7 separate regions of the Mus musculus genome follow, and regions 2, 3, 4, 5, 6 and 7 are each linked to region 1. A link is a loop called in an ENCODE intact Hi-C map of the cell type or tissue named here. Cell type or tissue: left cerebral cortex. All regions are shown on one strand.

Region 1 (4,000 bases):
ACGGACTGTGCAAGAGAGAACTGTTCATCCCGGGACTGGTGTGATGGCCTCGGCTTCTTTATAGGACTGTTTTGTTTCTGTTGCTGCTGTTTTGTGTGTTCAACTGCTCTTGTTGAAATGCAGTCAGGGTTCACGCCCCAGACTTGCAGCACGTGTGTGGTGTGCTCCGGGGTATGTGGGTTGCAGCTTCCTAGCCAGGGTGGGAGGTACCAGGTAGACGGATGCATCTAGTGAAAATAAGGCAGTGAGAGCTGATTCATGCTCTGTTCTCTGTGCCCTTGTGTCACCTGCCTCTGTTCACCACACAGGGAGACCAGGTGTGGCCAGGCCCTTACCTGATGGAGCTCAATGTGCCTTTTCTGTTCCAAAAATGAAATCAGAGCTATAAAAATATGATCCTTCTAAGTATATAATTTTAGAAAAGTCCATCTGAACCCTAAAACTGCAGAGAAATAAGAATTGATTGCTATACAACCAAAGGAAATAGCTCCTTGGAACCATTCCTAGACTCACATGAAGGTGGCATTTAAACACAGAGTAGTGTGTCTGAGAATTAAGTATTACAGTGGTGTTGACAATACCCATACAGGAGCCAACTCTTAATTTTCGAACAGAACGGCATGCTCAGGCACTTCTTGGTTTACCCTGGGGAATTAATTGGGGAGTTTAACTTAAAATCAATGCAGAAGAAAATGATGCTCGGGCTGGAGAGATGGCTCAGTGGGTAAGAGCACTGACTGCTCTTCCAAAGGTCCCGAGTTCAAATCCCAGCAACCACATGGTGGCTCACAACCATCTGCAATGAGATCTGATGCCCTCTTCTGGTGTGTCTGAAGACAGCTACAGTGTACTCATATATAATAATAAATAAATCTTAAAAAAAAAAAAGAAAATGATGCTCAGGGTAAAACGCCATTGCCTCTCCGAGGCGAGGCGCAGCTCACCTTCCCCATGACACTCCACAAGGGTACAGAGCACAGGGCAAGCTTTGGCTAACTCACTCCGGGGTATTGAAGGCTGGCATCCAGGGGCTTCTGTCCCTCAGTGCTACTATGACAACTGAAATTGCCCCCACAACTGCCTAAAGCTACTGATCAAGGCTCTGAGAGTCCACCAGTGAAATCAGCTAGACCAAAGAAGAAAGCGCAGGGCTTCTAGGTACAGTATCCAGAGAAAATAACTCACAAGACAGTGAAGCCACAAAACCACTTGTCCGTGATGTCAAGCTATTTTGTTTTAATTCACCAGCAAGTACCGATCCAGGAACTATGCACCTGACACCATGCTGGGCCTGTTAAAAACCAAGTTAGGGAGCCGTGGACTCTTGGTTCCTGTCCTGGGGAACTTCTAACCTCACTGGGGAGGGACCAACTAGAGTTAGTGGAAAACAACATGTCTGAATAAAGAGGTAAGTACAAGAGTCGGAAGTGGCACCATGTTCCTCACCGTGGACACCTGTGCTCTCTGCAGGGTGCGCTTTTATGAAGGCTCGGAGTTGGTGGCTGACTCTGGGGTCACCATAGACACCACCATGCGTGGAGGCCGACTTGGTGTGTTCTGCTTCTCTCAAGAAAACATCATCTGGTCCAACCTCAAGTACCGCTGCAACGGTAACCTTCATGCTGAGTGCCCCTCAACAGCACAGGGGAGCAACCAAGAAATCTTATTTCTATAACATGCATCCTCCCACCCCGCCCCCCCCCCCCGCCCCAAAGCCTCACCACCACGTGCGTGATGGTGATGTACCCTGCATAACATAAGAGGAAGGCAGAGCCAGGCTTTCCTGCTTCCCAAATCTGAAAATTGAAACCCATAGAATTTAACTGCATGTTTTAGAGTTAGGGGTTCGGTGAGAAATTCCGTCAGTTTAATTTACAGGCAGCCTTTCTTTTTCATTAGACTCAAACATAATCACAGACTAAAAAGGCACTCTGCCTGCTAATTTTCCCTAGGCCTATGAATAAGCCCTGCTGGGCTTTAAGCCAAGGATTTGCAACAAAGCAACCTGAAGTAGAAAATGGCTGCGAGCCTGTGGGAGTCTCAGGCGAGCTGACAGCGCCCCCTACAGGAGGCCTGGGCGGCATGTGGTGGCCATGATTCCAGCCTGGAAGGATCCTCATTAACTAACTACCACCCCGATTCTTGTTGCAGACACCATACCAGAGGACTTCCAGGAGTTCCAGACCCAGAGTTTCGACCGCTTGGATAATTGAGCCAAGAAGCAATCCCACAACTGCCTTCTCAAACACCAAAAGCAACATCTTTTTTAAAACTTCCTATAATTCTCTTTATATTATCATGGCTTTTCTTTTACCAGCCCAAATACGTCAAAACTTTTTATATGAATGTGGAAATAAAGAAGAGACTATTTCTAATAACCATGGTGCTCAGTCGTTTCTAATGGAAGCTCAGGCTTTGGTGATGTGTGTTGTTTTCTGAGGAATCCTTGATAAACTTACCAGATTGGTTTTATTCCCCCACCCCCACCCCCTTGAGTATGTACTGTGTGCCACGGAGCACGGGTATGAACCGGACAGCCAAACCAAAGGTCATTTCTGGGGTGACCCTATTTAGTGCCATGCTAAAGCCTGCTTTCTGTTCACACAGACTCCTCATTCTTGGAATGTAGTCTCCAGGGAAGCCCCCCACCCCCACCCCAGGCTTCGGGAGGAGGTGACATCCTGAGAAACCTGAACTAAGCTTGCCTTGTTCTTCTGACACCCTTCCCTCAGCCTTTCTGTCACCTCCTTCCACAGACACTTACGGATTTGGCTCCCCCTAGCGTCCTGTGAGTCAAATGGAAGAAAACAGATCTTGTCATTCTATGTCTGTCACTGTATTCAGATCCCACAGTACCAGGCAGGAAGCAAACAGCCAGTAAGCATTCGCTGGGCAGTGAAGGGAGAGTGGCTGCCTTTGAGGTAACAAAAACAGTGGGATGTAGGGTCTGGTGACAATGACAGTAGAGCCAGTCACCATGTGTACAGGGCAGAAGCTTTCTGCAGCTGTGTACTAGCCGATACTTTCCAGTAGTCAATCAAGATACCCAGAAATTTTATAAATCCCCTTGAGATTTAATTCTAAAGAAGTTTGGCAATTTATTTTATTATTATTTTATGGTTTTAGATGGGTTCTCATATAAACCAGACTGGTCCCAAACTCTCTGTGTGACCAAAGATCACCGTGAGCTTCTGGTCCTCCTGCCCCGACTTCTTCATACTAGGTTTAAAGGTATGCATCATACCTGGTTTCGTGTCCTGCTAGGTATTGAATTCTAGGCATACTAAACCAGCTGAGCCTCAACCACAGCTCAGCAATGTATTTTTCATTCCCATAATTCCCTAGAGTATCATAAATTATAAACATTCCTCCCACTTTTACCATGGCTATAGTATTCAGAGTTCACATGGCTGCCAATGACTCTTCTCAATCTCTGGGTGAAACACATCTACAGCCCTTCCTAAATTCCGAAATCCCTGGGCAGGGAGGGGGACTCAATGACAGGAAATGGTTACCTTTCAAGCACCCCTCTTTTACAGCTAACACCAAGGTAGCTTCTGAGCTCTACCACTCTCATTCTTCACTCTATAGTACAGGTACCTGTAGAGCTATTCGGATGCTCTCGCTCTGGGCCTCTCGGTGTTTTACCAGGCACTGTGAGGAAGGTTCCAGATCTTCTTCTGGAGAAATACTTCTTATCACTGAAGCCTATCAAAGCATGTACACAAAATACTGTCATCCACTAGGCAGGCGTGTTGTCTGATCAGATCTAGGGAGTCTAGGTTTAATCTTTGCAGCATCCTTCAGATCTCACCTTCTTCCTGTCCCCTCTTGTGTGATGTTCCCTCTGCCTTGGTGGGATTGATATAGGTGTCTCACTGAGAGCTGAACACTCGGACAGTCAATCTCGGGGCTTTGAAGGGTTGAGGCTCCTCTGCTTCCACTTCAGCTGGAGCATCCCTGGTCAGGGTTGACAACAGTGCCAGTCTATAAATGCTTA
Region 2 (4,000 bases), 860 kb before region 1:
AAGACAGCTACAGTGTAAACTAAAAAAATTTTTTTTTTTTAAAGATTTATTTATTTATTATATGTACACTGTAGCTGTCTTCAGATGCACCAGAAGAGGGCAGTAGATCTCATTACGGGTGGTTGTGAGCCACCATGTGGTTGCTGGGATTTGAACTTCAGACCTTCGGAAGAGCAGTCGGTGCTCTTACCCACTGAGCCATCTCACCAGCCCTAAAAATTTTTTTTAAAAAAGGAAAACAGATCTGAAAAGCAAAAGGAATCCTAGCTAAGTCATACTCTTTCCTGGTACTACCTCTAGTTGCTTCACTCTTTCCACACCCTGTTTCCTGATGATACCTAAGCCTTAGGGAGACGGGAGTGAGATAAATTACTCTGGGACTGAATACTCCACAGTCCAATGAGGAAGTGACTGGCTACTTTCCCAGCATTCATGCCACCTTTGCTCCAGTGGAGTGGGGGAGGGGGGCTGACCTTGCCAGGCCAGTCATTTGTATGCTCCTGCCTTTGCCCCCCCCCCCCCCCCCCCCCCGCTCCATACCCAACAACGTCCTGGCAGCACTTACTGCACTCAGTGGATGTTAAAAAGACGGCATGAAGTTGAGAGACGGGGATATGGGAGGAGCTGGGAGGGAGTGGACTGTGCATACAATTTTCAAACAATAAAAAAGACAAATGAGACATGAGGCTGTTTTGATTCCACTTGACTCGTTGTGGCTCTGTAATTCTAGTCCTGTACAAAATATCTACACCTCAATTTCTCCAGCTATAAAAAATAGCAGCACTGTTTACTTCATTGGAATGCTAGAATATTAAAACAGATAATGTGTTTGAAGTTGGAAAAAAAAAAAAACAAACTTGTAGAATTTTTTAGCAGTTAATTCCCTGCTCCCAGAATACAGAGCTAATGCATTTAGAGCCCAACCTGGTTTTCTTTGCCAACTGCTATCTTCTATCTCTCTTACATTCTCAAAGCAAGCTCAGTATTTTTCCATCTTAGATGATAGAAAGGCTACTGGACTTCCAGATGTCTTACTCTGAAAAATGTATTTCCCTTTAATATCCTTTCCAGAACTTTATTACAGCACAGAATATCATAGCCTTTCATCATTTTTCTATCCTTTGATTTAAAAAATGTCATCAGAAGGAACGACGATGGTTAAGCTATTCTTGAACTGTATATCAACACTGGCTCCTAGTGGTGGGCTTCTCCATCTGACTTTAAAAAATATATACTCAGTCTCTCCTCCAAGCGCATATTGCTCCCAGAACTCATTAAAAGAGAAGGCTCATTTAAGGCCTAAGAGTTTATTTGAGTTAAGTATAAAGATTTTTTTTTTTTTCGAGATAGGGTTTCTCTGTATAGCCCTGGCTGTCCTGGAACTCACTCTGTAGACCAGGCTGGCCTCGAACTCAGAAATCTGCCTGCCTCTTCCTCCCAAGTGCTGGGATTAAAGGTGTGTGCCACCACCACCCGGCTAAAGATTTTTTTTTTAATTAGGAATTTTCTTCATTTACATTTCCAATGCTATCCCAAAAGTCCCCCATACCTTCCCCCCCCACACACACTTCCCTACCCACCCACTCCCACTTCTTGGACTTGGCGTTCCCCTGTACTGAGGCACATAAAGTTTGCAAGACCAAGGGGCCTCTCTTTCCAATGTGGAATCAGAGCCCAAGTCCTGACCATCAAAGTCCAAACGCTACCTTTTAAGGGCAGATACTTTTAGGCAAGATGCCAAGTCAGGAAGCGCTCCTTGCTAGTTCAGGGCTGCCAAGGAGGATGCGGTGGTTAACTTAGCCTCTTAGGAGAGTGGAGCCAGAACAGATGGTTCCCGAAGCTAAGGAGACATCTTCGACCCGGGGAAATAAAAATCCTTGGAGTTATTCGGATTCGACAGAAACTGAATAAACTTATCAGATTATGGCACTTCTTCAAACTTCAGCAAAAACACATTTGCACAGGACAAAGGCAGCCCCTAGAGAATGAGACCTGGCCTGGAACAAATAAAAAACTTCAGTTCCCAACGTTTCCAGATGGGGGCAGCAGCTCACCAGCAGGGAAGACCTGAAAAGCCCTGGCTTTGCTTTCAAGAGCTATTTCATGGGCATAGATTCATGTTACTTGGCAGAAATGTCTGTATCCCTTTTTGTTTTGGGCAGTTTTTTTCCCCCTAGTCCTAAGACATGTGAATCTTTGGATAACATCCAGGACAGCTAACCCAGCAAGAAAAGCCTTATATGTCTCCAACCAGATTCCCTAGAATTCTCCCCCGCTGTGAGCACACTCACGTGCTTATCAACTTTTCAGATTGTTTTCCCAAATAGCCACCGTTACTGAACAGCATGCCCTCATCCACTCTGGACTTCCCACAAGCTGCCTACCAAAGCAATAAAAAAGGAAAATAGAAGCACCCATGAGCTGCTTCAGGGGTAGGCACGCGCGATCTTGTGTTAAAGAGCTACCGGAGCCGGGCATGGTGGTGCACGCCTTTAATCCCATCACTCAGGAGGCAAAGGCAGGCGGATCTCTGAGTTCGAGGTCAGACTGGTCTACAAAGTGAGTTCCAGGACAGCCAGGGCTACACAGAGAAACCCTGTCTCGAAAAACAAAAAAACAAAACAAAAAGCTACCGGATGAAGAGTCTCAAGTTTCTCAACATCTTCCTAACGAATGTTCAGCCTCTTAAAAACAGCAAAACATCGATGACTTTCAAATGCAAGGATTTGTCACAAAGGCAGTAGGTAGGGCAGGACACCCGCGACACAGGAGAGAAGTAACAGCCACAAATGTTTCTGGTTTCTAAGCACCTGGAGGCACTCTGTTGGCCTTGGAGACTGAAAAAAAGGGAGTAAAAAATGAAGGAGACAGATGTCATCATTGTACTGCTGTGAGCTACAGAAATAGTGCTGACCCAGTGGAACACAACTAAACTGGAGAGAGAGAGAGAGAGAGAGAGAGAGAGAGAAAGAGAGAGGAAAACTAGCCAAACTGTATTTTACTGATAATTATCCTTTTATGATAAGTCAAGGCTGCTTAGGATGATCATGCAAGATTCTTGGGACGAAAGTGGCTATCCTTAATGTGTAGTAAAGAATTTGTGCTGCTTTCAAAAAAAAAAAAAAAAAAACCTAATTGGGCCATTCTGGGTTACTCTTGTTGGTGGTTGTTTGTTTTCTCAGTGATGAAAATTGAACACACTGAGTGTACTGATGTATCCCTAGAATTCCAATCCTGAGGGAGGCTGAGGCTGATAGGCTACATAGGAAGACCTTGTCTCAAAACAACAAAGAAAGAAAATGGAGGAGAAAGGGGGAAGGGAAGGAGGGGTAGAAGGGAGGGGGAGGAGGGGAAGGAGGAAGAGGGGAAGAGGGAAGGAGGAGGGGGAAAGAGGAGGAGGAAGAGGAGGAAGAAGAGGAGGAGGAGGGATAATGAATGGGAGTCTCTCAGTTCTATTTGATTCTTAGTTTAGCTTTATAGTTTGTCATTAAATTTGATTAATCTATATACCATTAAAGTCATGATAGCTTTAATGAGTTATTTGACCTCTGTTTACTTTTAAATGTGTGAGTTTCCTATGTACATTTTTACATAAAAATAAGCTTTACTTTCTTGTTTGTTTGTTTGTTTGTTTGCTTGCTTTGAGGCAGGGTTTCCTTAGCTGTCCTTGAACTCACTTTGTAGACCAGGCTATCCTTGAACTCACCTGCCTCAGCCTGCCTCCCAAGCGCTGGGCTTAAAGGTGTGCACCACCAACTCTGCAAAAATAAGCTTTCAAAGGAAAGAGTTAGCTTATTTTTAACAACAACAACAACAACAACAAACCTCCCCAAATCCGTAAAATATCTTTAGCAATCACCAGTTACACGAAACTATTAATGTGCTGTTTATAGAGTGCATAAATATTGTTTTCTGAGCCAATTTGGTTAGACCTCCTCGGCCTCATTCTGTACTTATTTGTTTTAATTTACTACACGGCCTTGAGAGGAAGACGCTGGGA
Region 3 (4,000 bases), 92 kb before region 1:
AATAATGAGTAACATGCAGAAAACTACCTACTTCTTCTAAAGGAGCTACCCACCTGTTTTCTTAGAAAGTTTAGAATTTTTGCAGGCTTAGAAACAATGCTGTCTTCAGTTGTCAAAATTGGTACATCACCTATAATCAAAAACAATTTACACACAAGCAAACACCGTGATTTATTCTGAAGATTACAATGCCTTAAAAACTACACCAGTTGGCACATGGAAGAGTATGGGTATAAACTTCTGTGGGCTTTACAAAGGGCAGCACTAAAAAACATTTTCGTCTCTCCAATTTTCCAGGTTTGTCTTGTACCTTTAGTTCTTACTCGAAATGACCAAACACAACCAACACACAGCCAAGGTCATTCTAAGAAGCTAAGACGCCCCAAGTACTCTTGGGCTATATGGCTGTAATGCAGAAAGGGATGCAACTGTTGAAAAGGGCAGAGAGGGGGGCGTTTGAAAGCTTATACTGTACCTCTTGACCCTCTCCAGGTGTTATCTATAATATTGATTTTCAAGGGCGCGCCAGAAAACTTGGCATAAGCCTGAAACAGAGTTTGCAATAAGAGATTTTAGACACTGAGAGCAGGCTTGCAAGGTCTGCAGCACGGCTCTGACTGATGCACCCTCAAAGGCAGCCTGAGGCTGCCCACGCCCCTCCCCCGTCCGCCATCGGGGACGCGCAGGCTCCCCGCTCCTGGGGACCTCGGATGCAGGAGGCAGGGCCTGAGGTTGCGGGGCCGCGTGTGTGCTTCTCCAACTGCAGGAACAGCGCCGCCGGGCCGCCGGGACCTGACGCTTGCAAGCGGCCCGCCGGTCTCCAGCGGAGCCCGCGGCTAGCCAGCCCAGTCCTCCCGCGCCCTGGCCCGCGAGGCGGCCTCACCAGCACCACCAAGGACTCGCTGTGGACCGAAGGGAGACCCCAGCCTCCTCCCCAGCAGCTGAGCTCCATGGGGGCCGCCATCTTGCCGGGGCTGACCTCTGTCACCCGGAAGTACTCGTACCGCCCACTCTCCAGCACGTGGAATGGAGGGGGGCGGGACGAGGAGCTGGGACTGACTCCTTGGGGCTTTGGACAGAGTCAGAAAGGACAGCAGCAGGCCTTTGAGAGAAGGTTTAGCAACCAGACTAGGAGCTGTGCCGGAAGGGAAACAGACCTCCTAAGAGTCCTCCAAGTATTTATTGCATTCAGTATTAATGTACAACAAAACTTGAAAGCATCACTATGGTATATATAAATCTGTACAAAAGTAGTTTAAACTGACATGGAGGTCGTCGGTACAAGTTTGCGATGTTCAGTCATTGTGATGGTCCTTTGCCTGCCTGCCTTTCCAGTCTCAATTTCAGTTGGCATTCTTATGTTAATGTGATTCAACCTCATTCAAAATTAACCCTGTTCCTAAGTTTTTAACAGGGGACTCCAACGTGCACACTCCTTTAATTCAGAATGGCTTTCCTCTCTAGTGGCTCTCCCCAAACTAAGTTTAGTGTGGCTGGAGAGGTTGCTCAGTTAAGAGCAGTTTTTGAAGACTTGTCTTGGTTCCCCCAACCTACGCTGTGTTCACAGTCATTTTACTCCAGTTCTTTGAGACCTGAGTCCCTCTTCTGGCCTGTACCGGCACTAGCCCTTCACGTGGTGCATACGTGCAGGCAAAGCACACACATAAAAAGATTTTTTTTTTTTGAGTTAAACTTAGCTTTTTCAAAATCATGAATTTCTTCCAGCTTCCTGAGGCTCCCTGTATGCACTTGAATTTTGAATTTTGCTTCTGTCCATATTCACAGGCCTTTTGCCATCCACTCTACAGAAGCTCTTTGTGGCTTCCTAGGTGTGGGGCCAGTGAAGACACAGAAGGTCTTGTGTTTAGAAAGGCTCTTCATTCACGTCATGTTCTGCTATCACTCTCTTGAGGTCATAATCTTGGTGCAAAGGGCTCTGCACTTTTATTTTAGACTAAGCATTGTAAGTCATTCAGCCAGTCTTGTCTTTGGACCTAATGGGCATGCACTAAATATTAATTTCTCAGAAAAACCATTAAAGAAAAAACTTGGCAATGTGGAGATTTGGGCATACTGTTTGGATCTCAGAATCAGGACCTGGGAGCTGTGTGATTTTTATAGACAGAACAATAGTCTTTCTGGAACAGCCCTTTTGATACATCTTTGGGTTTTCTATTTTCCTCTATCACAAGAAGATGCTAGGGTCCCCTTCAATTGAAACCTATTGCCGTAACAATAATATTCAGCAACATTTTCTAGGCATTTTTCTGCACAGTAAGGGGGCAACTCTCCAAAATTACAGTTCTGATTTCCTAAAGTCTTTTTTAAATATTTTGCCTCAAAAATAGTATATCTCAAAAATGGAAAGAAAAGACATTCCAATCCTAAAAGTCCATTAGTCACACTTTTTAAGTAGGAAATGCTTAGCAAATGTATAGTTGAAACTAAACAACACATTTATTGAGCAGAGAGTACATCTGAGGTACTAGGAGGCTCTGGAAGAATACATAGATGGATGTGGAGTGTCTCCTTAGGAATGTATAGTCTACAAACCAGACATTACACATAGGTAAATATAAAAAGCCATTGTTCCACTAAAGAGATGGCTCGGCTGTTAAAGGCTAGGTTACAACCAAAACTATAAAAAGCCATTGTCACAAGTAAATGTAGAGATTTATAAAATATTAACAACACAGAGGAGGAACCATGCATCACTGTAGGATTTTTGGGGGATGGCTGGGCCCCCTTCATATTAAGAAGGTAACTTAACTTTCTGACTCAGTGTAAAGGAAAGTTCATGCTTTGAGAAATAAAATTCTAAGCAATAAAAATAAAGCTGAGAGTCTGTATCCTACAATAAGACATTTTAAATCAAATGCTGCAGTGAGGATGTGGGTTCTCTGTGTCTTGTTGGCCACTGAGGTGGTGGGTGATCATTCTTTGTGGACACATAGGTGATTACTTAGTGTGACCTTCTCTCCATTGCTCCTGCCACTTACACTGATTTTATTTGCATTAGAGAGAAATTTAAATCCATTCTCTTATTAAGTTAAGGCAAAGAACACCATTTCTCCCAATCTGATAAGAAAATTCCTTCTTACAGGTTTATGTGTGCCTAGTTAATAGCAATCTTTGTGTTGCTGTAATTCCTTTTGAGATTCTGTATCTGCTAGCTTGAATTTTAAAATACTGGTGTACCTTGTTGCACAACCAGGCTGAATACTGTTCCAGACAATGGGGAAGAAAGCTGAAACCATTGGTATGGGTACTTGGCTCCTATATCCTTCCTGGCTGTTAAAGACGTTGTTCCGAGTTCATCAAAATCATCATTTCGGATTCTTCCCAGGCAAAGCATTCTCGCTGTCTGCAAAGCATTTGTGTATGGGCAGGATGGCCTAGAGCACAGCTTTATAATGACTCTTCCAGACCACGTTTTTCCTTGAACATTTTTGTTTTTCAAAAGATGCTCATTCAGTGGCTTCGTCTGAACTTAGAGGACCTGACCTTGGCATCCAGTCCTGTCACTCATGTGTTTCATAGTTTTACTTGGGGCCATGATACAAGTTCTTTTACAGTCCCCTCATGCTGCATTCCTGTGACTAGGAATCTATGAAATGTAGTTCCTGGCAATGATGGGATGTTTGTGATAAATGATCATGCAGTGTGGTCCTTTATGGGGGAGTTAAACTGAAGAGCCTTGAATGTCCCTTAGTTCACGTGCAGATTTAGAAATCCTTAAGGAGAAAACTCCCATTGAAAGTAGGTCACGAGAACTGGTTTTGTTGTTTGTTTGTTTGTTTGTTTGTTTTTAGTTTCTAAGTTTGCTGTGTATTTGTGAGCCAGTGATTTACTTTGATTCCTTGATTTTTTTCAATTATAAAGTGAAGGTTCATTTAACTCTGAGGCATCATCATTATATGTGCAATGAACATTTAGTAATAACTGACATTTGTGAAACAATAAACACCAGAATTGTTTTTAGTATGTGACACAACTCATT
Region 4 (4,000 bases), 310 kb before region 1:
GCTGCTTTTCGGGCATTTCTCCATCCCATCACCCTAGTTAGGCCAAGTCCTAAAGCTGTTCAGGGTGTGGCACTACAGTTCTTGAGAAACCATCAGGATCCGAGACCTTCGCAGTCATAGTGAGTGGCAGAATTGTTTACTAGTCTGTAAAGATGCTCCGCGGAGTCTTAAATACAAGCACATAGCTGTCCTTTCTGGTGATAGAGTCCTGTGGAATGTTGGCACTGAGTCTTAAGGCTTTTCTTGAAACTTTATTACTGAAATTTAAGGTGATACATGCGCTATACAAGTTTGATATTTGCTTTTGAAATCAATTACTTTAATTGTGGATCATGAATCTCAGAAATGTACTAACATTCTATTAGCTGTGATAAGTGTTCACTAGCAATACTACATATATCTTTCTAAGTATCAGTTTTTAGAGAGCTATTGCGTACTTATATATCCTAAGAGAAAATTATCACAAATAATATTTGTAAAGTTATCAGTTTGAGTCTTCTGTAAAATTTACAGACTATGTTTTTCAGTAACTAATTTTTAGTTTATTATATAAGACATCTTTGAATTAATAATTGGGTCTTGTGCTAGAACTGGTAGAAGAATATAGATTAACAGTGAAGGAAAGTTGCTGCATATTTGAAGACTTAGAACCCGATCGATGTTACCAAGTGTGGGTGATGGCTGTCAACTTCACCGGATGTAGCCTGCCCAGTGAAAGAGCAATTTTTAGAACAGGTAAGCAGATGCTAAGATGTTATTATGAGTTAATAATGAGTTCTTCACAGACTCTTGTCATCAACCAGTAAGTATTTAAGAAGCACTAGCTATGCATTGGGTATTGGGCAAAATGCTGGGTATAAACTAAGACTGCACTGGGGTTTAGGGTGGAGCTCATTGGTAGAATGTCAGTCCAGCAGCACGAAGCCCTGGGATCATCCCTCAAGTACAATAACAATAGCAACAAGATGGAACACTTGGTCTCGAAAAAACAAAACAAAACAAAACAAAAAGATGGAGTGCTTGTTTGCAAGAAGGTCAGAGTTAAGCTGAGAAGTTAAAAACCAGAAGATCATTAGGAATGGTTGACGAGGGCCTAGGCTTACAGGCGTTAACTATGATAACACACAAGAGAACGCCAAGACAGACAGGGGAAGGGCAGGCAGACCCAGGAATGGCTCCCTAGAGCTGAGAACTGCACAGACTGCGTTACATCAGCAGTTCTCAACCTGTGGGTGGTGACCCCTTTGGAGGTCAAATCCAAAGGCTCACAGATCATATATTTACATTATGATTCATACCAGTAGCAAAGTTACAGTTATGAAGTAGCAACGAAAATAATTTTATGGTTGGGGGTCAACCACAAAACTGTATTAAAGGGTCACAGCATTAGGAAGGTTGAAAACCACTGCTTTAAAAGATAAGCTGGCCTAGAGCAGATTCCTCTTAAAGAAAACTTGAGCAGACATGAAGTATCCACTGGGGTATGAGGCACTGGAAGAGCTTCCGTATTCCTTAAGCTTGACAATAAGGAAAGACACCATTTTTAAAAGGCTTAGCATGTAAGGTATAATTGCAAACTAGGACTAGACTTCCTTACATAGACGTGAGAAAACCCAGACTGGTTTCAGCCATGGTCTTCGACTGGGAATATACTCTCATGGTGAAATCTTTTTGCCAAGCGCTCTGAGACATATAGCAAAGGCTGTCTTGCCTTTAAGATCACTGCAGCCACCTCAGGCAGGAAGTAGCTTATTCCTGCCCATTGGTCCTTTATCCTTCTCCCTGCCTTTAAAAGCAAGCATTTGGCCCTGCATGGTGGCCCATACATAGACTCCCAGCCCAGCATTTGGGAGGCAGAGGGAGGAGTTCAAGGTTCGTAGCAAGTTCCAAGGCAACCTAGGCTACATAAGACCCTGTCTTAATAACTTAAAACACAGAGGCAGACGATTCTTTCACCCAAATCTTTACTGACCATATACTGGGGACAAGATTATGTCTACCTTTCAGGTAAAAGGAGAAGGGAAAGAATATTTGTATTTGTTTATATAGTAGTTATATAACACAAACACTCTGGGTCTCATTAAAATCAAATTTTGGGGGACTGTTAGGGGATGGGAGAGAACCTGACAGTTTGTAGTGCAGAAGAAGGTGAGATACTTTTAGCTATATGTGTGTGTGGAGGGTTGTTTGGTTTTTGTTTTTTTTGTTTGTTTTTTTTTTTTTGTTTTTTGTTTTTTTTTGTTTTTTAAATCTCCTTTGAGTTTTTAGCTCAATTTTTTTTGATACAAAAATTAAAAATAAAGACATACTTAAGTAATCTTCTGAGAGTTGCCCCTGGTCTGTGACTAACTTGTCTCTATCTCGGTCAGCACCGTCCACAGCTGTGATTCATGTAGAAGACTGTACTGTGTGTTGGAACACTGCCACTGTCAGATGGCGGCCTGCCAACCCGGAGGCCACCGAGACCTACACTCTGGAGTACTGCAGACAGCACTCTCCTGAGGGCGAGGGCCTGAGGTAAGGCCTTCCACAGTGAGGCTGCCGGGAGCCCAGAATCCATGCTCCAGGCCCCACCCCGGCTATCTATCTGAGCTTATGCTTACCCAGCAAGAAAAGCATCCTTGAGTCCCGCTGAGCTAATTAAGCTGTTGACTTGATTTGCAGTGCCATCACCATTCATCAATGAACTCTGCGTCTATAATAGAACGAGCGCATGCTGCAATGCAGAATAATAACTCCCCTGTAAGAGAAATGTATGCAAATTTTAATAAAATAGAACATTCTTTGAAGTATATTTAACTTGAATCATTAGTCAGGATTTATGCACATTCTGTGCCATTTTTACTAGCTCTGTCAGAATAGGTACCACCTAACTCAGGAAACTAATAGTGAGCGTATGTGTAATGTAAATCTGATTGTCTCCACCATATATTAGCAACATAAAGGAGCTAATGACACATATATTATCACAGAGACAGACCTGCTTCTCCAAGAACATGAAGAATATAGAGATTCTTCTAGTGTAAAGGGAATCTGAGGCTCCCTCACTAAAATGATAAAGCTAAAATTTATCAAGGAAGGACCACATATCCTCTAGGCAGTTGTTAAATATTAACTCATCTATGAGGTGGTATTTCCTTACCTTCTGATGTCATGGCTATAGAAAGCCCCTTCATATACCATGATAAATATTTAGAGTACTAATTACTACTTACTAACTGATATTTTAATTTTGATAGAAGATATTTTTGGTTTTGCTTTTCATTTTTTTTTGTTCTTTAGCCACATTTACTGAGATAAACAATTTTGTCAGGAAGTTAGGAGTAATGGTATAAAATCAAACAACCTTTTAGTAATGTGTACTTAAGCTCTTGATTAGCACCATGATCGAGCAGCTATTTATTTAGTTATGATATAAGGTTTCATATGACTGAACAATAATTATAGTTTCTTTCAGGTTGAAGACAGGTGTTGCTAAGTAATGATCAGACAGTGTATTGGGTTTGGGAATATGAGGAAGGGTGGGATGCAGGCACTTCTGCAGAACTGAAAATGCAGTAAATATACAAACACAGCAGCCTGTCTGTGTATCTTCTGACTGCTGGGAGGTAAGCTTCAGGAATCATTAATGTTGTTTGGTTGGTTGCTATGTAAAGCCACCAATGTGTGTCAGTCTGAGAGCTCAGAAAAGCATGCTGTGATCTCAGGATAGTCTGACAGAGCACTGCCTGAGATCCAGGGCCTGATGCTGGCCCTGGTTCTACCCTGGGTTCCTGTTGGCTACTCTCCCTGAGCTGCTTAACCCTGGTTGCAGTCCTCTCATGCTTCATCTATCTCAATGGGTTTCCGTTTGCCAATCCCTGACACAGATCAATGACAGGGATGGGAGACTCTAGTCTGCTACCTTTTGGGCTTGTGAGGATCACATGAAATCAGGGACAGGAAAGATGTTTGACATTGCAATATGCCACCCAAATGCAAGGCTTTAAGAGGGAAGCCT
Region 5 (4,000 bases), 100 kb before region 1:
TTTTTCTAGCTCTGTAAAATCAACAAAATTAAAAATGGGCATAATCCCTGTTCCCATGCTGGCTGCTACCACCACCTCTGAAACCCATGGCTCACAGTGTTTGGTCAGGGCTGTGGACCATTTTCTCCAGCAAACTCACGCACATACATCCTGACAGGGTCACCAAGGCCCTTTGTCCAGTCTGAGGAACTACCTCCTTCTAAGAGCTTCTCAGTGTGCCTGGTCCCTGAAGTATTCTATGCTCAGTTACAGCTTCCTCCTGTCCCATTTACTTAGACAAATAGAGCTGAACTCAGTACTAACATCTAAGTTCTTACTCAGCTAACTAAGGTTCTGCAGCTCAGAAATGTGGTTTTGAAGCACATGGGCTACAGAATATAAGGCTAAAGGCAGTTCAGAGCAGTGTGACCATAAAAAAAAAAAAAACAAGTCACTTTACAGACATCCTCTCCACTAAACAGAATGAGTGCTTGTTATTCTAAAATGATTAGGAAGAGTTTGGTGCACACACAGCACAGTAACTCCCTGGTTGAAGTCTGGAGTCGTCTGAACATGGCCTGCTGCATTCTTCTATCATGTAAGCCCCTGCTCCTTCCTCAGCAGAACTTACCTCAGAATCACCTTCTAACATCACCCACAGAGTGAGGTCTCGTTCTGTTGATACGGTTCTTTCTCTTAGGAACTGTCAGCTTTCAAGAAGAATTGTCCTACTCTTACATGCATTTTACAATTATAAACTACTTCAAATACTTTTTGGAAGGTTTACCATTAATACTAGTTGAAAATGACTAACCCTGATTAAAGCATAAGCAGATATATGACTAATGTGTCAACCATCCTTCTTCAATATAAAGTCAATCCTAGAGACAACGAAGCCTCTTGATCATTACATTTAAAACACAATACTCAGATATACTCAGATTTCAGATTGTTGTAACTTGTTTTAGATCGCAAAAATACATACACTCACACCTCCCGTACACACATACACCACACACACATACACACATACACTTACCCTACACACATTCACTCACACACACATGCTCAAACCCACACTCACTAGCACACATTCACCCCTACATCGCACACTCTATGCACACACATACACACACACACACACACACACACACACACAAACACCCTTTGTTAAAGCATCTCTGTGAAACTCGTTGAGTACATGTCCTAAATGCAAATGCACTCACAGAGGTGGATGGGACCGTGAGGGCTACCTGTGTCTTATTTAAAGCTTCAAGAATGAGTATTTACAGTGACCTAAGACTTACATCTACCAAAAACAGAGCAACCTGGGGCGATGTAGGTCAAATGCAGCTGAGCTCCGCTCTGCTCGCAGTAGCCGAGTCTCTAGACAACACAGCCTGGTTTCTGCAGAACTTGGCAACATTTTCTGAGCACCACAGTAATCTTGTAAGACACTAATCCCAAACATGGTCCTATTTTTAAAATCCCAGAAGTAGTTTTACAATAACAGAAGCACGTTGGCCACTAAAATCAGCAAGTTTCTATTATATGTAAAACTACCACACAACAAATCCTTGAACGGCTCATTCACAACCAATAACTGTAAATCGTCTGAGAAACCTGCTATTGACTCATTCCTTTGGATCCTTCAACTCTAATTAAAAATGCACAGGAAATAATAGTTTGTCAGAAAGTGTGACTACATGATATGCGTATTAGGAAACAAACTGCTTTGAGTCAAATGGATCACGGAGACCCGACACACGGGAGCAGATCTGAGACGCTCGCCACGGCTCATCCCAAGGAGGCTGAACAGTTAGGTGAGCACAATAACAATACAGTAGACAGCTAGACTTCCAGTTCTGGAGTTGATATAAGAGTGAGACACGTAAGCAATGGTGTACTAAATACACAGGTCTAAGGCTGCCATGTTCATCTCTGCTAGCTTAGAGCAAACCTATCAGCAAGTACTTAGTCACACTGGCTTGTGTGCGTGCGTGCATGCGCATGTGCGCTATCAGGGGTATTATATAAACCACCTTTAACATTTGCATATGTAGCAGTAAACTGCCAAAGGAGCAGATTTATGAGAGAACAATTAAGAAGCATATTCCTCATTGCTTTTTAAAATTAAATATAGGCTTTTCTATTGAAATAATTTCTATTTTTCCTGGTTCCTAAAATCGGCATCAGACTTCTTAAAAGAATAAGGTCTCAGCCAAAAAGCCACATATTATGTACTGAGACAAGTCTAAGAAAAACTAAGTTAATAAATTAACTTAAATACATTAAAAATGTACATTCACAACAGAATTGCAGCTTTTGGTCAGCAACACCTGAACCAAAGGCAAAGATCTGCCAAGGTTAAGGCAGGATTTTTATATACAGTACCATTGGCTTGTCCTGCCCACCCACCCACCCAGTTCGCTTAGCATTCACCTTTATTTAAAATGCACTGCCAAGCTAAAATAATAGCTTTCCTAATTTAAAAAGAGTCAGATACAGCTCCCTCTGCTCTAGTCTTAAACCTATTACAGCATTCTTTGAGTCTCTGTGCACTTGGCATCAGCAATGACTGCAACAATCATTAGACCAGCTGCAACTGGCTGTGACTGTCAGGGTGACAGCAGCTGCAAGGAATTACTCTCCTCTTCTGCTGGAGTCAGTTTGAGGGTCGGCAGCTTCCGAGGAAGAAGCTGAGGGCTTTGGCGGAGGTTGCCATCCATCTGTGAAAAGTACAAGACACATCTGAGTGAGGCTGAGGCTCTAGTCTTGTGGAGCGTGGCCTCCCCATTTAGTCTACAGCCTGGGAGAGGGTAGAACCAGGTGTTTCTAGGACTGATGGAGTAACTTCCTCTGATAATAATCACTCAAAAATTGTGGATGTCAGACCTTGTATACTAGCTGCCTCAGTATCCATAAGAAGCAATGTGGCTCTAACTCGCCCATCACAAAGTTACAGTAAGTAACTTTGAAAAGACTACACTGCTGGACTTACTTGACCAGAGCCTTCCTTACCTAAGACACCATCTAGAAGTCATTGTGGATGCAATGTTTCTGCGCTCTGCTAATCTTCCCCACGCACTGACTAAAAGGCACAGAAAGAAGTCCTTTTTCTAGGTCCCAACAAAGCCAGTATCAGAGCTCAAGCTTGAGCCAGGACTTCTTATTGTAACACTGTTGGTTTTTAACTATACTTCTTTTCCAAACTGAGAGTGGCCAGCATGCAAAAGCACCCCACAGGAATTGAGAGGATGCAGAGCAAAGGATGCTGGAAAAAGATATGGCAAGCGATGCTCTTTTGGTCTAATCTGGAAGTCCTTCAAGCACCACTTCTAAACTGACTTCAAGAAACAATTCATACAAAGTATATTTTTTAAATGCCCAAGAAGTTCAGAGACACACACTCACACCCCTAGAGCACTAGGACAGGGACTGCTCAGTACTTAGTTAGATCTTCACAAACCACCTTCACCAAGACTAACATAGATGGTGCAAGATGCAGATCTGGAGTTGATTTTCTACCAACTTTACTCCTTAAAAACCTTGAAAGCAGCTGCCATCAAACCACAAAAGCAGCAGAAAATAATATCCTATCATTCACCCAATAGATAGGCTGTTTTCAGAGCTCCGTATAAATGCAGAATACTTAAAACTTCCCTTGTTTCTCAGGATGCTCTTTCAACACAAGGAGAAAACATTTTAGCAAAGTGTATATGTACAAGGATTGCAAAAAACAGAAAATAAAAGATTAATTTTCACTTTCAAATGAGGAAAGGGTGTGACCAGAGAACAACTGTAGCAAGTGGCTCCCGACTTCCAGCAAGAAGTAAGTTTCTCAAGCATTCATCTTTCTTTTAAGCTCTAGGCTTTTGCTATAAATTTTAACAGTGTGTTTAAGAAGACCTGCTGCCCTACACTGTTACTCCAACCATCACAAACCTCCCACAGAAGAGCAGATGCTGGTGACCAGCTTACAAGACTTCCATAAACTGATGAAGACCCAAGGTAGATACGT
Region 6 (4,000 bases), 390 kb before region 1:
GTTCAGATGCAAGCTAAGCTGTTTAATAAGATTGTTTTTAGTTTATGTAAATACTTGTAAATTGGTCAGTACCTGTATTGTACATTTAAATATAAAAAGTAATCTTGAAGGCAGTTTTAACTTTTTCAAAGATTGCAAACTTCTTGTAGGCCTACAGTGGTACAATTTGTACCACTAAACTATTTTTTGCAGACCAATTAAAAAACTAAAACTTTCACTTTGTTTGACTTACAAAGGGTGCATATTTTCTTTTTTCTTTTTAAGTTTAAATTTTTGTATGCTGTCAAATGGAATAAAGTTTATATCTGGACATTGTTGAGGTGTTATTTTTCTGTGCAGTTGTTTTTGTGATATTAAGGCTGTAATTATCTTAACTGATCGGAACCTAATCGTGCTTGATTATTGAATGCGAAGAGTGTCTGGGACGAAGCTCATCTGGAGCCTGTGAACCACATTACTTCTGTGTTATAATTAGGATTAGAGCTTTCTCTATGGGTCAGTTTTTTAGAATACTGATCTGTAGTACTTTTGATGCAGTTTAAAAAAATTTACATATGATTTTTTTTCTTGGAAACATTTCTAAGATTTATCCCACATTGTGCAGCGCTTTCTCAGAGTGTATTGAGTATAACAGTTCAGTGTGACCTCAGGTAATGTTTGTCAATCATAGTCCCTTGGGGACGGGTGTTCTACTCTGCAGCACTATGGCATTTAATAAAGCCTCAGACTTTGCCGTAGTGTGGACTCTTGCATTGCCACCATGTTGTTTTCAGTGGTTCCACTCTCCTAGTCAGACTATTTGTTGTAACAAATAGACAAAAGGCTTAAGAAATCTGCATACTGGAATCCATGAGCCAGCACTTAAGATCATATACTCAGGGCAGTCCAGCTGTATCAGCTAAAGGTGTTTGGTTTTTTACAATTTCTTTTCAGTGCTAGGGATTAAACACAGCCGGTGTCTGCTACGCAAGTGCTCCACCCATTGAGCATTTCCCCAGCTGGAGACTTAAAATCTTTTCAATTTCAAGTGAATACTACATTTTTTGTTTGGATGTGCTGTTAAAATATTGTTAGTATTAGACGTGTGGACTCTAAATAATTCTAAATTTTGAGTTAGTTTGAAATAGGGTCTTGGCAAAATCAGTGGTAAAAGAGGATGCCTATCTATACCTCTCTGTCCTCAGACCCGATGTACAGCACACAAGCTGATGTAACTGGAGAATAATACCCTTAGTTTCCATCTCATTTAACAATTGTAAGAATCTGCGATGATTAAAATAAAGGTTTGGAGATCTAGCCGTCTTTCTAACCGTTGTACTAAACAGGTCTAGGCCTTTTCAGAAACATTATCTTACAAACAGAAACAATCATATTCAAAAGACTGCTTTGAGTTCCTGGAGAGGAGCAGGAGTTCAAACATGGAGATTTCAGAGAAAGGTGGTGATCTTGAATAAGTGAACAGGTGGGCCTCTCAGGCAGAAAGAATTCACTTGATACTGTGTAAATACCTGATTTCTAAAAGTGGATTAGTCAGGATTTGATCTCTATGAGGATCTTGGGCTTTCGTCCTAGAGCAGTGGTTGACAGGTTAAGCACTGGCTTTACTTGATCCAATGAGATCTTAGTCCCCTAGGGCGCTAGTTTGTTTCCATTGTCACAGTAAGAGCAGTGGGGCCTTAAGCTAGCTACAAACCATAACGTTATCTTCTCTGGATGCTGCCTCATTTGGCACGAAGCACCCGCAGCTCAGCTAGAAGTGTAAGAACCACCAGGCCACTAGATGGAAGGCTGGGCTGGTGGGTCCTTTTGACGCTCAACACTGCTTTCTGCCCTGGCCACAAAGGCCGCTGAAGATCTGCCAAAACGGGCGGGGAAGTTGGCAGGGACTGGAACCAGAGGAAGCTGAGCCAGGGCCGCAGAAGCTCCGTGGCGAAACTTTCTTGACGCCTTCTATTTAAAGGCTTGGGGCGACCCCGCCCCGCGCGCCGGGAACCCAAGCAGCCCCGCGGGCCCTGGCAAAGTGCAGTCAGACGGAGAACACCGGGCGAGGCGTGGGCAGCTCCGACTCCGGCCAGGACAGGCGCGATGGAGAGCGGCGACAGCGGACTCGCAGCCCAGGGCTTCCTAGGATGGGGTGCAGACGAGGAGGTGGCCCAGGAGCTGGAGACGGAGGAGGAGTCGGAGGGCGAGGGGGAGGAGACGGCGGCCGAGTCGGAGGAGGAGCCCGACGCCAGGTAGCCTGAGCGGGAACCGCCCGGACCTAACAAAGCTGTCCACTCCACAGGTGTCCCGCCGGGCCAGTGGCCACCCCCCCCCCCCCAACCTTTTCCTTTCCCTTTCCAACCTCAGAAGTTCATTTCCCCGGAGCCAAGCACACTGTCTGGGACGCGCCGCCTTCTTTAAAAACTTGAAGGTGCAAGGTGCTTGCTGTCAGCAGGAGTGACAGGTCCGCCTGCAGCAAAGTTCACAGTCGGCCCCCACCCCCTCCCCCACCCCCGCCTCCCAGCTCCTTGTGACTTGCTCGTTTATTCTTGGAGACTTACTTGGGGTTCTGCCTAACCGCAAAACTGTGCTGGAATACTTGCCTCTGGCTCCCCGCCCTGGATCAATCTTGCCTGCCTGAGCTTGGGGAAGGGTCTGGAGTCAGAAGGCTCTGTCCATTACCTTCAAAGGTATGGCAGCCTCCTAGAGTTCTAGCGCTGGGCTAGTTTGCTGTATGGAAGCTATTTTGGTGCAAACATCCCATACACTCCTTAGAGGGAAGAATCATGAAGGCCAGGTGTGGCTGGCCTGCCCTTGTGATTCCAATAATAGAAAGGCAGAAGCAGGAAGACTGATTTCCAGGCCAGCTGGGCTCTCCTGGGTGATGTTTTAGCAACGTCTGTCCTAAAAGTCGTTCTGGTCCTAAATATCTATCAATAAGGCGAATGAGATTAAGTAATACTATATACATACATACGTGTGTGTGTGTGTGTGTGTGTGTGTGTGTGTGTGCACGCATTAAGGCTTTCTACTTTGTCTCTACTTTGTCCCTTTTCATCCAGCCCTAAAATGACAATAGTAGTATGGATGTTTTGTTTAATCGTAAGCATGTCATCAATGGTATCTCTTCCTGGGTGGTCCTATCAAAAGGCTTTGGGGGTGGCAAGTGATGGTTTATCATTTCAGAATGCCCAACCAAGACCAGAATTGTTCAAGTTGGAGTAGCCCAAGAGTGGCATTGAAGGCTGGGGAGATGGCTCCGCTGGTAAGGTGCTTGCCTTGTGAGCTCAAGGACTGGAGCTTAATCCCCAGTTCCTATGGTCAATACCTGCAGTACTGGCGGAAAGCCCAGCACTGTGGCTTGTGCTTGTTATCTCTGTTAGGGAGATGGAGACAGAATCCCTGAGGCTCACTGTGCTGTCAGTGAGTTCCAGGCTGGTGGTGATGGCTTTTTCTTTTTAAGGTAAACTGTACATGAGGGATTGGTCTCCACATGCGTATACATGTAGTCCCGTGTACATGTATAGGGTACCGCCAATTGCAGAAAACCATCAGCTGGAAATCTTGAAGCAACTACCAAGAAGGAAACACACTCTACCCTCAAAAACTTTGCAGGAAACGATAGAAATTATGAGTATTATGACTATATGCTGAGGAGGACTTTATGCTATATAAACACTGTACTGTGGAAGGTCAGAATGAGGGCAGAAGGTCTAGAATCAGCGAGCACTGGCTCCAGACTGGATATCAGAGGATGGGCAGGAGATGCACGAAGGAAGGGCAGAGGGGAAGGTGCCCATGGGAAATGGGAGAGGGAGGAGGAGGAGGACCAGCAACCCAGGCATGCAGAGAAGAGGTTCTCACAGTGACATGTGGGACACCCATATCCCTGCTCAGCCACTATTTCCCAGAATAACGAGCTCATCTACACTACAACTGGGTCACCTGACAGTTTCAAGCACCACTTCTGAGTTGTCCCTTGCCAAACAAAAGCTAAGACCTTCTAGTGAGGATTTAT
Region 7 (4,000 bases), 440 kb before region 1:
TGAGACATGGTGGGCTCAGCAACTACTGGATTCTTCTGCCAGGAGACAGCTATTCTTGGAATAATCAGGCCACTGACTGTAAGCCACTCTAATAAATCTCAAATATGTGTGTGTGTGTGTGTGTATTCATATACATGCATATATTTTTTATTCTATCAGTGCTGTTTCTCTAGAGAACCCTGACTAATAAAATAAAATTTTCTTTTAATGATTATAAGCTGGGTGTGGTGGCACACGCCTTTAATCCCAGCACTTGGGAGGCAGAGGCAGGCGGATTTCTGAGTTCGAGGCCAGCCTGGTCTACAAAGTGAGTTCCAGGACAGCCAGGGCTATACAGAGAAACCCTGTCTCGAAGAACCAAAAAAAAAAAAAAAAAAAAAAAATCACAGGTCTCAAGTTTTATTTTCTTTCATAACCACTGAGCCATCTCTCCAGCCCCCCACAACTGAGTTTCATACTGGCTCATTGATTTGCTTTGCCACCAGGGTAAGGTTTTTTTTTTTCACCCTCCATCCTCTTCTACATTTATTGTCAGATTTCTTGATGATAGCATTCTGTCTGGAGTGAGAATTAACTTATTCAAAGTAATTTTAATTTACAGTTCTCTGATAACTAGGGATGTTGAACAGTTTTAAAAGTAGTTATTGGTGTTTCATATTTGTGAGCCAATTCTGTCATAGTTTTTTTTTTTAAGTTTAAAAAACTCTTTAATGTGTATGTGGTGGTGAAGTGTATACAATGTAATTGGTAGTGGAAATGTGAAGTCCTAAGTGGAGCTTCATGGTTTAAAACAGCCATTCTAATTGTATAGAAGTTCGTGAAGATGAATCAGTTTGGTACTGGGCAGGTGTGAGCATGCTGTTGGCTGTGGTGAACTCTTTCATGACTTCCTAGCTACACTGCACTGAAATTTCTGAAGCCATGAGCCAACTGAAACCTTTCTATCAGATATTTTGGTTAGAGTGAGGAGAAAATTCATAAATACAGTCTCCCTTTTAAAATGCACATGAATACTATCCACCATAAAGCTGGAATACCTGCATTATGCTCAGAAAGAACGTACTTCAGAGTAATAATAACAGCAAAAAGTAGGTCAGTTTACAATGTAGATCTTTCCATAACAATAAAAACTTTCTCTGGCGGGTGATAAATAAGGGCAGTAGCAGCTGACAGACAGAAAAGAAATAGAGAATGAGCCATAATTATAGCCATATTTCAGTACTTTTTCAGTGCTGGGTATTGAACCCAGAGACTCATACATGATAGGCTGACATTTTTGTTTGTTTGTTTTAGGTTTTTCGAGATAAGGTTTCTCTGTGTAGCCCTGGCTGTCCTGGAACTCACTCTGTAGCCCAGGCTGGCCTTGAACTCAGAAATCCGCCTGCCTCTGCCTCCCAAGTGCTGGGATTAAAGGCGTGCACCACCACACCTGTCTTGGCCCTAGCCTTCTTATATGCCCTTTTTATGCCCGAAAAGACAAGCAAGACAGGAAACCAGAGCCATGTTGAAGATCAACTTAACTGACATTTATAAAATACTCTACACAATAACTGAACATACTTTATTACCAAAGCACAATTAACATTTACCACATCAGATGATACTCGGAAGCACGTGACAAGTTTTTTAAAAAATTATTTAAATGATTCAAATATAATTTATAAAGACTTTGCAAGTCAAGTGAAACGAAAACTCTTTATCGAAATAAGTGGGATTCAGTTAAGTTATTATTCATATAGTAAGTTATCAAACGACTCTAAGTATTATCACAGAAATGACCTCAGTTTGTGAATTAAGGTAGAAAAATTAAAAATTGAATAACTATTGAGTTCGAGGCCAGCCTGGTCTACAAAGTGAGTTCCAGGACAGCCAGGGCTATACAGAGAAACCCTGTCCCGACAAAACAAAAACAAAACAAAAACAAAAAAACAACCAAACTAAAAACAATGGGGGAAAAAAACCCAGAATAAATAACAAGAAAACCAAAAAGCAGTAAACAAATCATTACTTTCGGGATTGGGAACGGTCAGATTCTACGGGGACAAAACAGGGCTATTGTTTACAGATATTCATCAATAAATCAAGCAGTTTAGACAGTTTCACCAGATACTAAAGTTCTCTCAATGAGAAACAATGGTGGGTATTTGTTAGACAAGTGAGTGCGAGCTAGGGCAGGGTAATGTGTGGGTGGTTTTGGGGGCCTTAGAGGCATGATTTTGTCTCCAAGAAACTGTTTTTGTTTGTTTGTTGTTGAGGAGAACATCACCCACGATTTCATACTGATCTTTCCAGCAATGGGAAGGTTGGTTTTGGATATCTCCTGGAAGGCCCTCCATGGACAGAACAGGCCTCCTGGAAATGGCCAGCGGCACGTAACTTAGGAGGCGGCGCCAGCGGAGCGGGGTGGCCTACTGCCCTGCGGAAGGGCCGGGCTGTACCTTCCCTCGCCACCATCTCAGCAGCCGCCGCAGACTCCCTGGCTGGACCAGGGTGGGGCTGTGCGCCTGCGCAGCTCAGCAAACGCGCTCTCCAGTGTCGGCTGCCGGAAGTCTGACCTTTCGCTCCCGCTGATGATTCCTTTCCGGGGTCACGTTGATCTTCCGGGTCCTGTGACAGGGTTGTCTACGCCGCCTTTTCGGCGACTTTTTAGTCTTCCGCCTTTTTTTTTTTTTCCTCCCCCACCCCCCTTTCTTTTTGTTGTCGCCACCCCCAGCCTTCCACGGCCGCGCGGGCCTGGCCTTAGGCTCGTGACTCTCCGCCGCCCTGCCCGCCCGAGCTGGGCCTCGCTGCGCCGGGCCGCTGGCTGCTCCTACCTCTGCCTGCTCGGGCGGCAGCTCCGGCCTGGGAGCGTGTTGGCGGGCAGTGCCGCTGGGCCCCGCTCGGCCCTTCGGCGTGGACGCCGGTGAGTTTCAGGGCTTCGGTGGGGATGCACGAGTGCAGGCCCCGGTCCCCGGCCGGGCGCGTGAAACTTGGCTGAGACTGGCGCTGTGTTTTGCGCGGGAGAGCCTGGCGCTCCCCCGGAGCTCCCTGGATTAGGGGCGTTCCCAGGCCGCCGGACTTTGGGAAGAATGTTGGCCTTTCTCTGATCTGTCTTCTCGCTAGTTCTCATGTCGCCTCCCGCCCTCTCCTCACTCCCTAGACCGAAAGAGTAAGACTGTCTTGATACTCCCTCTTGGAGTTCCAAAAGGCAGTGGAGACCCAAGGTAAATGTCTAAATTAACGAACTCTTGTGGAAGGCATTTATCTCTGAGACAATTAAACAGCATGGAGTCATCTCAGTCAGGTCAGGACTGGCTGATGGTCGAATTCACTTTTCCTAGTCATATTTGTGGTTGGGCTCTCCTTTCTTTAACTGCTTAAGAACACAAGGGGCAATGTGTTTCCTGGTATCTGTGATTTAAGTTTCTTGTTTTGCCCTATTTGAGCGTTGTTTAAAGTAATTAGTTTGTTGATAAGAGGAAGAGGAAAAATTGTGCAGGTCAAACAGGATTGGAAATTTAACGTGTTTAGCGTATGGTTTTTGTGAAGTCACACTACCATCATAGTACATAGTTTAGTACTATAGGGCTTTGCTGTGTTAACAGCTATTAACACGGTTAATCTGTACTGATTAGTAACCTGTAATAGAAACACTGGTTGGTGTGAATTGCCCCAATTGTATGTGTTCGAGAAATACACAGACTCTGTGAAACTCTTAGATGGAATTTAATTTTTAATAAAAAGAATGCTCTGTTCAGAGCCTGAAGGTGGTTTTGACAGTGCATGCTGAGCAGGATCTGGGAGTTACACTTGTGTTGTAGAACAAAGAACTGATCCAAGACACTTAGAGTGCACACATAACTTGATTAAGCCATGCAGTTCTTGTAGGAAATTGCTACTTTCTCAGGAATCTTGGTGAAGAGACAGTTATGTAAACTTGAGTAGTCTATAACTTCTTGTTGAGATCAATTTGACTAAAGTTAATTCCAGTTGCAAATTAAGAGACCAAATACTGTTATCA

The links. Hi-C counts contacts between places; a loop is a spot of excess contacts. Peaks named below come from ENCODE experiments on the same cell type or tissue, not always from the same donor. Only the 100,000 strongest peaks of a DNase experiment are listed, where the experiment ranks them.
Region 2: a loop joins it to region 1, with 8 times the contacts of the local background. A loop is called at or near these places in 18 of 42 quality-filtered maps.
Region 3: it touches region 1 in a loop (3.0-fold over the local background); 14 of 42 quality-filtered maps call a loop at or near these places.
Region 4: it touches region 1 in a loop (11-fold over the local background); 16 of 42 quality-filtered maps call a loop at or near these places.
Region 5: a loop joins it to region 1, with 2.8 times the contacts of the local background. A loop is called at or near these places in 18 of 42 quality-filtered maps.
Region 6: a loop joins it to region 1, with 5 times the contacts of the local background. A loop is called at or near these places in 9 of 42 quality-filtered maps.
Region 7: a loop joins it to region 1, with 4 times the contacts of the local background. A loop is called at or near these places in 2 of 42 quality-filtered maps.

Annotation. Positions count from the first base shown.
Region 1 is chr13:92,749,964-92,753,963 of GRCm38, reverse strand. It overlaps Thbs4 (thrombospondin 4), which reads left to right. Exons shown (of 22, transcript NM_011582.3): 21 at 1,471-1,610; 22 at 2,152-2,378. The coding sequence ends at 2,213. Among named protein-coding and RNA genes, the nearest start is that of Thbs4, 43 kb to the left of the region's middle. In left cerebral cortex, CTCF peaks have their summits at 812 (motif pointing left), 2,068 (motif pointing left) and 2,796 (motif pointing left); DNase peaks (open chromatin) are centred at 51, 2,018 and 2,778; H3K4me3 peaks cover 256 bases; H3K27ac peaks cover 1,199 bases.
Region 2 is chr13:93,611,170-93,615,169 of GRCm38, reverse strand. No RefSeq gene overlaps it. Among named protein-coding and RNA genes, the nearest start is that of Gm31977, 15 kb to the right of the region's middle. In left cerebral cortex, CTCF peaks have their summits at 98 (motif pointing right), 1,206 and 2,044 (motif pointing right); a DNase peak (open chromatin) is centred at 2,046; H3K27ac peaks cover 196 bases.
Region 3 is chr13:92,841,751-92,845,750 of GRCm38, reverse strand. Mtx3 (metaxin 3) reads right to left here and starts at 983. Exons shown (of 9, transcript NM_001162945.2): 1 at 884-983; 2 at 476-545; 3 at 54-130. The coding sequence starts at 964. In left cerebral cortex, CTCF peaks have their summits at 809 and 1,605 (motif pointing left); DNase peaks (open chromatin) are centred at 783, 961 and 1,529; H3K4me3 peaks cover 1,164 bases; H3K27ac peaks cover 856 bases.
Region 4 is chr13:93,061,960-93,065,959 of GRCm38, reverse strand. Cmya5 (cardiomyopathy associated 5) reads left to right here. Exons shown (of 13, transcript NM_023821.3): 8 at 589-735; 9 at 2,370-2,517. Gm31745 (a long non-coding RNA gene) reads right to left here. Exons shown (of 4, transcript XR_382755.4): 3 at 2,604-2,740. Among named protein-coding and RNA genes, the nearest start is that of Gm31745, 5.0 kb to the right of the region's middle. In left cerebral cortex, no CTCF peak of the experiment used is centred here; a DNase peak (open chromatin) is centred at 2,456; H3K27ac peaks cover 285 bases.
Region 5 is chr13:92,851,492-92,855,491 of GRCm38, reverse strand. Mtx3 (metaxin 3) reads right to left here. Exons shown (of 9, transcript NM_001162945.2): 9 at 1-2,708. The coding sequence ends at 2,598. Among named protein-coding and RNA genes, the nearest start is that of Mtx3, 8.7 kb to the right of the region's middle. In left cerebral cortex, no CTCF peak of the experiment used is centred here; DNase peaks (open chromatin) are centred at 1,288 and 1,873.
Region 6 is chr13:93,142,592-93,146,591 of GRCm38, reverse strand. It overlaps Cmya5 (cardiomyopathy associated 5), which reads left to right and starts at 1,868. Exons shown (of 13, transcript NM_023821.3): 1 at 1,868-2,234. The coding sequence starts at 2,086. It overlaps Tent2 (terminal nucleotidyltransferase 2), which reads left to right. Exons shown (of 15, transcript NM_133905.3): 15 at 1-737. In left cerebral cortex, a CTCF peak has its summit at 1,773 (motif pointing right); DNase peaks (open chromatin) are centred at 1,896 and 2,506; H3K4me3 peaks cover 1,254 bases; H3K27ac peaks cover 2,030 bases.
Region 7 is chr13:93,190,996-93,194,995 of GRCm38, reverse strand. It overlaps Tent2 (terminal nucleotidyltransferase 2), which reads left to right and starts at 2,579. Exons shown (of 15, transcript NM_133905.3): 1 at 2,579-2,902. In left cerebral cortex, a CTCF peak has its summit at 2,483; DNase peaks (open chromatin) are centred at 2,533 and 2,960; H3K4me3 peaks cover 2,023 bases; H3K27ac peaks cover 1,269 bases.